2 separate regions of the Homo sapiens genome follow, and region 1 is linked to region 2. A link is an interaction called in ENCODE POLR2A ChIA-PET data of the cell type or tissue named here. Cell type or tissue: A673. All regions are shown on one strand. Each heading gives the region's core, and the rest is flanking DNA. Links, peaks and the distances in the headings are about the cores only.

Region 1 (4,401 bases), core at 177-4,176, 150 kb after region 2:
CATATTCTAATGTGATCAAATATTTCACATTTGTAAGATACAAAAATTATTCTTGTTTCTGTCATGCAAACTGAAGGAAATTGTGCTTGAGGCTACAGAGAAAGCTATGCTAATCCTCTGGCTGGAGCTGTAGGGAAGCTATTTTAGAAAGAGGAGGTTTTTCTGATGTGGCATTTAAGATAAGACAGGAAAGATAAGAAAGAAACAGTGAAGTGATTGCGATGAGATATTGCTATAACATTACCATAGAATTCCACAGTACCTAAGGGTTTGTACTGGCCAACCCTTACAAAGACTTTGAATTCTGTACTTAACACCCCTCACCTTCACTTTCAGCCTCCTTTTGTCCCTTTGTACCTCCTTAGGTTGAAGTGTTCCTATAGTCAGTGGGGCAACTGTCCTAAATAAATGTTGCACCTTTGATGTATTAATTTATCAGTAGTTTTTGCATTGCTTAACACTGCCAGCAAGATACAGAAAACTGAAGATAGTATGCATACATGTGTATTTAAAAAGGGAGGGTTGGTATTCACATGTATGCTTTTATATGCATGTAATAGCTGAAAAATACACAAAGGCATTGTCAACCGTGGTTGATTCTGGAGAAGAAAACTGGAGATCTTGGGATACAGAGTGAGATGGAGACTTCCTTTCACTGTATGCCCACTTGTAATGTTATTACTGTTGTTTGTTTGCTAACCTTGTACATGTATTCCTTTTTCAATTTAAATTTAAAAATAAAAGAAAGGGCTACCACAAAGAAGAAAATCACTATAAATCCCAAAGAAATAAACTACAAAGGTTGACTGAATTCAAGACACTGTGGCATAGGAGGAAAAAATTGAGGGCTCAGAGGGCTATCAGTGACGGGTGCTTTCTCCCTCTGTTAGAGAGAACTCAGCCCAGCCCAGCACTCCCACAGTGCATTAGTTGTGCTATTTTTAAGTTCGTAATACCTAAGATGCTATCTTAGTTAGCTCGAGGTGCCATAACAAAATACTATAGGTTGAGTAGCTTAAACAACACAAATGTATTTTTTCACAGTTCTGGAGGCTAGAAATCCAAGGTCAAGGTGCCTATATGGTTGGTTTCTGGTGAGGGCCCTCTTCCTGACTTGCAGATGGCTGTCTTCTTGCTGTATCCTCACATGGCAAAGAGAGGGAGGGGGGAGGCAGAGAGCAAGCTCTCTGGTGTCCTTTCTCAATAGAATATTAATTTCATTATTAGGGCCCCACCTAATTTTCTCCCAAAGACCACATCTCCAAATACCATTGCACTGGGGATTAAGGTTTCCATATAGAAATTTGGGGTGCACACAATTCAGTCCATAGCAGATGAATATAGGTTAAGATGTGTCTTAAGAAGTCCAGATGCATATTTGATACCATCAAGCATATTTATGTCGTAGACGTAGGTCTAGTTTAGAGGGCTGGCTCTTAAACAATGCTTCCTATGATATTATGCCAAATCTTTTATAAAAAATGAATATAGATTGAGGGTTGAATATGGAACCTGGCTGGACAAAATGCTTTTGTCCTCCGTATCCAGGAAGACACAGAGTAGGAGCAAAATAGGCTCATTAAGAAAGTACAAAAAGGGTAATAAGGAAAGTCTTATTGCCTCCTGCTGTCATTTCCTTTTATAAAAAAGGGTAGAAAACTACCCTATAAAACTAAGTAAAACGCCATCTGTGCCGTTGCTTCTGGAAATTACTTAATTGATAGTACACCAGGAAACAAAGTAAAGCCTGCTTCTAATTCACTCAGCTCAGTCTCACCTCAGGAGTCTCAAAGACACAGACAGCCTGTATTGCACCTAATTTGGAAGTTTAAGCTCTTCTTCCTGCATCAGATTTGATTACCCAACATTTGAAATATCTCACTGCAGTTATAAGGCAATCTAGTGAACACGTGACCTTGGTTACAACCTGGCTTGAAAATCATCACTGCCTTGGAGTCGTTCTATACCTAGCAGAGCTTGCAGAAAGAACACTGGAGGTCTCAAGTGGATTTCCTCTGCTATTTTCTCCTAACACATTTTCCTGTCGTTCCATAAAGGTCCGTTTTGTAAGAAAGGCAACTTGTGTTTTCTCAGGATGGAAGGCAAAGTTACATGCAAAGAGAAATTAACAGAATGGCAACTCTCTAGAGAACTGAATACAAGCTTGTTTTATTGCAACTCACTCCTGAATTCCATTGAAACCAACAGCCTGAGATCAATATTTCATCAACTAAGGCCATCTCAACACCTTGAGAATCAACTGGCAATGTGCCAATCTCCTATACAATACGAAGCTATTGACCCAGGAGCGGTGCCTACTGCAGATATGACTGTGTTCCTCTCTGGTACCTGGGCTTTCCTGATAACCCATGAGTGTGGTAGCCAGAAAAAAAAATCTTATCAGTTCATTATCTCCCCAGGAGAGAATTCTATAACAGCACAATTGGTGCTTCAAAATATGCACCAGGTCATTCCAACCAAGTTTTGAGAACCTTAGAATTCTAAGGTTCTTCCATTGATTCTATTCTGCAAAGTACTTACTTCAATCTGTGGCTGCACTGTCAAGTCATTGAAGATTATGATTCTTGATTTAGAAGGTTCATCTCAAATGTTTTAAATCTTTAGCTTCAGAAAAAGGAGATGTCTTTTTCTTTCCTATATACCTATTTCTCCTTCTCTCCATGGGGAAACCCATGGTATAAGTTATCTTAAAAAGTATGAAAACAAGGAGGCAAAAAAAAAAATTACAGTGTTAACCCAAGTTTGCAGGGCTAATAAACGCTAAGAGGATAGATTTTAAGTGTTCACATCACACACACCCACACACACACACACACACACACACAAATGGTAAGTATGTGAGGTAATGCATATGAATATCAATAGCTTGATTTAGTCATTCCACAGTGTATACATATATGAAAACTTTGTGTCATATACCATAAATATATACAGTTTTTACTTAATTAAAAAATAGCCAATGCATATGTAGCATTTACGATGTACCAGGCATCCATCTAAATGCTTTGCATAAATCCACTTATTTCATCCTCACAGCAACCTAGGAGGTGGGTACATTTTTGCCGATGAGGAAACTGAGGCACAGAGAGATTAAGTATCTTGTCCAACGTAAAAAGGCTGGGCCATATATGCTAAGGAGGCCTCTGGTTAGTTTTAACTCAAACACCAGCCCCCATTTAGTTTCTTTAATTTTGGGGGGAAGAAATTTCCCCTCAACAAACAAACAAACAGTGTTTGAAGAAAACCAAGTGATCATGGTATCCCTGAAATTCTCAGTGCTCTTAGAAAGGTAGAATGAAGGCACCATCCCCACTTCTGCATGACCTGATCTCCCTACACAAAGCAGATACTCAGTGAATGCTGGCAGAAAGAAAATGAAGGCTGGGAAGATTCCCAGTGCTGTCTCTATACTCCTGCAGTTTCTTTGAAAAGTTCCTCCCAGGGCTATGGCTTCTTGTGAGAAAGAAACAAAAAAGGAGTCTTCTCCCTAGTTTCAAGATTGCCCCTGACCCCCCTCCTCCCAGCCCTAACACATTAGCACCCGGCTGACTCAGTCACTTCTGATCTGTGAGTTAAGCTCATCCAATGTCTGTTGACCCACCTTCTACTTCCCTCTGCAGGGTTTGGACCACCATTCTATCCTATCTGGCACTCAGTCAGCGTGGTGTAAGAGGGGTAGACCCCCAGGCCTTCAAGTGGGTCAAGATGACTCTACATGATCACTACATTAATGAGCATGTCATTGCCACTTTCTCTCAGAGGAAATTCTCTCTCACTGCTTCTTTCTCCCCCAATAAGAGGAATATTAAGCTAGGACACACTCAAAGAGTCAGAATGGGCAATGTGGTGGAAATGAGCACTGGAATTGAGTTAAGACACCCAGATACCTTGTTGTAAATTTGCTGTGTGACTTTGAGTAAGCCTCTGCCCTACGAAGAGAGAGACCACTGGACCACTCAGGGATAACAAATCCCTGACATGTGTATCGCCATGACCCATTCCCAGACCCACGGCAGGCATCACTAATCAATCATTTTCAACTGAGCCAAAATGAAGTGTCACAATTCTTCTCCATAGAGAAGCCCTATCAATAGAACAGGACTGGCACACTGGCTTAAGCCTCTTTACCACCCTAAATTTGATAATCCTTAAGATATTTTCCATTAGTCAATTTGGTTCATATTGCATTGAAATCTAGTACAATTGGTCTATGTACATATATAATAATCTATAAATACTTGTATATATATTTTTATCACAACATACTTCTCATCTCATCATACAGTACTCCCTTCATTTTCCACACCTCCTCAGAGGCTATCAAATAAGTTTGCCCACTCATACGTTCTCAGAACCTAAGAATGTCATTCATCAGGATCA
Region 2 (4,401 bases), core at 327-4,326:
TTTTTGTAGAGACGAGGTTTCACAAAGTTGCCCAGGCTGGTCTCAAACCCCAGAGCTTGAGTGATTCACCTCCCTCAGCTGCCCAAAGTGCTGGGATTACAGGCATGAGCCACCTTGCCTGGCTTAAACTGAGAGCTTTTTAAATAAAAAGGTTTAACCCTCTCTCTCTTTGGTAGGTTCATTATTTTTGCCCTGTGCTCCAGGCAGTATTATTCTGAAAACCTTCGATTCTGAACTCTAAGAAAATTGAAATTCTATTCTAGCCCAGTATTTTATCTTAAAAGGCTCACAATACATACACTCTAATTATCAAAATATCCTAGACTGATTTCCATCCTACAGCTCTGATCTAGATAAGTTCATTCCCATACCAGAAGATTTGAAGAGAAATAAATAAACAGCAGCCATTAACTTTAGCCATCAGCTGAATAGCTCACTTAGCTGTCTCTGCTGCTTCCTAAGTCTTACTTTAAAGACAGGCTGATCTTGCTGATTCATCTGCGCGACAAGCTCACTAGCTACAGAGGAGACTAGATGACATTTTCCAAAGTGCATTTATGCCTCTTTTCTCGTTTACCCTAAAGCACTGGTCTAAGTTAGCTAAAACAGAAAGTATTATTCACAATGAAAATAGCAGAAACTTAGGCTAAAGGAAGTGATATGCTTCATATAAGATGTTGCTAGTATCACTTGGGCCTAAAACTCAGATATCTTGACTCCCATTTGCAGCCCTGTGATTCCCGGCCAAGTCCATTATTTTCCCACTTGATTGTGTTCTGCTCTGAAAGTTCCTCATCCTGAAGATTCATCATCAAACAAACACTTACGGAGCATCTATTATGTACCAGACACATAGTTCAGCTCTACAGGTCAAGACTTCTTCTTTTCAACTTCCTCTAAGAGGGCCATAGTATCCTTATCTGTGCAAAGAGAAAGATAGACTAGATTTTTCTCTAAGTTTTTTTGTTTTTTAGCTGGGACCAACTATGTGGTTGGTTTTCAGTATATAACAAGAAGGAGGAAGGTACCAGTTATCCAGGTCATAATCAAAAAGTTTGCCAAATCAATTTCCATTTTATTTTCAGAGAAGGTAAAAGACCTGAGCACCCTCACTTGTTTCTGGGAAATTAATAACTTCCACATTATATGAAATGCTGGGTTGCTTAATGATAGATCATAATAAAAGGTTGTAATAACCAGAGGGTGGATGCTTGTTCTGACTATTTGTCATGCTGTTGACTTGAAATCATTTATTTCTCTTAGTCAGTATGTTACATCCCAGGTTTGCATTTGTCTTGCTACATAAATCAGTGGTTTAAATGGGAAAGAGATCAGAGTCCTATTAATTGCAATTAGTCTACGAGACAACTTCTCAACAAATGTGTATGTATGTGTGTGTATATATATGTATGTGTGTTTCTGCGTGTGTGTGTGTGTGTATCTCAAATAAACAACTACAACAGGTGTAATTTAGTCGATCTGGTTCTTATCTCCTAAATCATTTCTGAAAAAAATTGCTCTGACATAGTACAATTCTGATTATTACATCCATTTATATAAAACAAGGAATTCAAAAAATATTTTCCATAAATTGCCTAAGAATGAAAGCCTTATTCTAATATATTTGCTGCAGTGTAGGATTTGGCTTCAGAGGGTCCAGCTTTGTACTCTTAAGAAGATAGAGGCAAGCATTTTTTACTTTTCAAAGTGCTTTCATTGTTTGCCTTTCCATAGATACTACCACAACCCAAGGAGGAAAACTGGATGAAGTTGCCAATGAGAAAGCAGCTATATTTACATAGGACAATAGTGAACAGTCTGAGATCTTATATCAGGTTGATGACGAAGACCAAGACTAGACCTAGCATCCCTGGCCCTTGATCCAGGGAACTTTGCCTTCCATAGTGCTATGGTTTTACCTGAAATAGGGTGAGTGTTAGACAGAGAACCACCGCAGTGTTAGCATCTGGTCTCTGACTCAGTGCTCTCCACTAATGGATTTCTCCTGCCTTTCTCCTTCCCTGGTCTTCTTGCCTCACCCAGCTGGTTCATACATGAAGCTGGGCCATTGATAAGGTCCTGATAAGACATTTAGAGGCTCAAGTAATGCAAGGTGATGGTGCACACATCAACCCAATCAATGCTAATTTAAATAATAAATCAGAAAAGATGTTTGAGAGCAGCCAAGGTAGTTCTTGGTTCTCCTAGAATGATTACCTGGATGTTTTTTTTCACATACCAAAACTTTCCAAAGAACATTTTGGATGGGTTCTCCTGCCTTGTAGGTACCTTAAGTACGTACCCACTGGGATATCAAAGTTGGCTTCTCAAAAAGAAGTAAGTGGTAAAAAATACATCCCCCACTGACACACACATTCCTCCTCATCCCATCCATAACCAATGCCCATAGAAGGGGTCTCAGCCAAGCCAGTGCCAGCTGAGACCCAGTTCCCTGGGGGTCTGCTGTCAGATCTCTGAGGAAATGCTTCTGTGACAAAAGTCATGATAAACAACGAGCTTCCCTGAGGAGCCACGCTGTCAATTCTGTTTCCTTCCACCAGGGCTAGAAGCTCAAGTGCTTTTCTAACTGAGTCAGAATAATTTAACTCATAAATAATCCTGCCACAACTAGTGACACGCTCCACTAGAATCATTCAAAGTTAATACAAGTATAAGTTTAAGAACTTGATGGAATCCAAACGCAGCTTCCTTGATGGGGATGAAAGCTGTGGAAAACGAGAGGAGTCCTGGGCCCAGTAACTTGATAATAAATCTGAACCTCCAATTGCCAGTGGGTGGGGGAAATTCCCAGGTGTCCATTAACTCAGAAATTGCTCCTTCCATTTGCAAGTGAGTCTTAAAAGGAACAATTTGCATTTCCAACCACGATGTCTGGAGCCAGAGACAAGATTTAAGTTTCATATCAAACTTCACTTTGGCAACTGTATATTATCCTGTCCTAACTCTTCGATTAGACATTCTGTTATGAATCGATTTCCCTGGCAGTTGTTAATTCCACGCAATGGAGGGGAGGCAGAGTAATGTACTGATGTGAGGCCGCCCTCGCTTGCAGCTCCAATTTGCTCATGTAGACATGCAAATCATATGCCTGTTTATGGCGGCAGCCGGTCATAATGGCCCAGTTATGTTTAAATTCAAAGTACAAACCTTAACAAAATTATTCATAATTTACTATGGAAGAAAGCTGGGGTGACAGCTAGCCACTTTCTTTGTAAATAAGCAAGATAATAACCGGGCAGCAAATGTAAATGATAGCCACTATGTATTTTAAGCAGCTATGGTGTCTCTGCTAAAACAATATTCTAAATTATGTTTCATCTAAGACCAATAATATTAGGGGTGAGTCATTAGCCTCTGCACCCCTTTACAAAAATCTGATTGTGTGATATTAATTCCAAAGGATTATGTGTAGAGCTGAGAGCTATACAAATGCTCTCAGTATGCTGGCTTTGCCAAAAAGAGCTTTCCCCACAGGACTTATGTTCCCTGGCTCCATGAAGTTGAGCACTGCCAACTGGATGATCTGCTGAAACAGGTTTAAATTTGGGGAACAGGAATGAGCTCATTATAGCCTCATTGTCCTACTGGCAGAGAGCAGGTCTTGTGGGCTTGAGAAAGAAATGAGATAGGTTTTGACCCTCCTGGCTCCTACAATTTACTCCTGTTACTACACTTGGACCAACCTCACTCCTTCCACCTCCTTCTGACTTCAACTCCCTCACCCACACATATGCTTCTGCAGGCCCAACCTCATCCTGGGTCCCAAGATTAATCCTGACCTGAGGTTGAAAGGAAGAAAGCGTCAGCCCCAACCTCACCCTCCGAAAGGTAGCATTTTCCTCCATTATCTTTTTCTCTTGGAGAAAATGGTATGGACCTGATAGGGTCAAAAGATGGATAGACCCTGGACCCCTAAAAAACCAAATGGAGAAGAACTTCCACTTACTTGCAGTTAAACCAAACCAAAAACCAAGCCTGATCTGGGCTAATTCACTGAGATGGGATTTATTAATTGCTAACAAACTATAAAATAATGTGTGTCTCTTTTCCTGGACCCCCATTAAGCACCGTCATTTAGCCAGCATGACATATGTGCTGTCATTTCAAAAGCCAATCCTACCATTTAGAATCCTCCTCAATTATTAGTCTTCCTTTTAAATCTGGCAGCTCTCCATAGCCCAATGAAACGTTGGCCATCCCTCCACTCTGTGATAGCGTCAGTAAGAAATGAAATGAATCAAAGCTCCAGCTGTGGCCCGGCAAGTCTGCTGCAAGTACAGCCAGTCTTAATTGATGAAGCCATTTACTGGGTCTGTAAATTAAAATATTGGATTTGAGCCACATGACTTCCTAGGATCAGCCTGACCTCTCTCTGGAGCT

Evidence for each region. Peaks named below come from ENCODE experiments on the same cell type or tissue, not always from the same donor. Only the 100,000 strongest peaks of a DNase experiment are listed, where the experiment ranks them.
Region 1: POLR2A ChIA-PET joins it to region 2 with 5 read pairs; 1 of 35 experiments calls an interaction of 5 or more read pairs at or near these places.

What each region holds. Positions count from the first base shown.
Region 1 is chr3:8,296,491-8,300,891 of GRCh38, forward strand. The region is part of intron 3 of LMCD1-AS1 (LMCD1 antisense RNA 1); the gene reads right to left. Among named protein-coding and RNA genes, the nearest start is that of LMCD1-AS1, 200 kb to the right of the region's middle. In A673, for the core only: no CTCF peak of the experiment used is centred there; DNase peaks (open chromatin) are centred at 1,151 and 1,731; H3K27ac peaks cover 3,954 bases.
Region 2 is chr3:8,150,498-8,154,898 of GRCh38, forward strand. No RefSeq gene overlaps it. Among named protein-coding and RNA genes, the nearest start is that of LMCD1-AS1, 350 kb to the right of the region's middle. In A673, for the core only: a CTCF peak has its summit at 2,556; DNase peaks (open chromatin) are centred at 2,524 and 4,254; H3K27ac peaks cover 2,183 bases.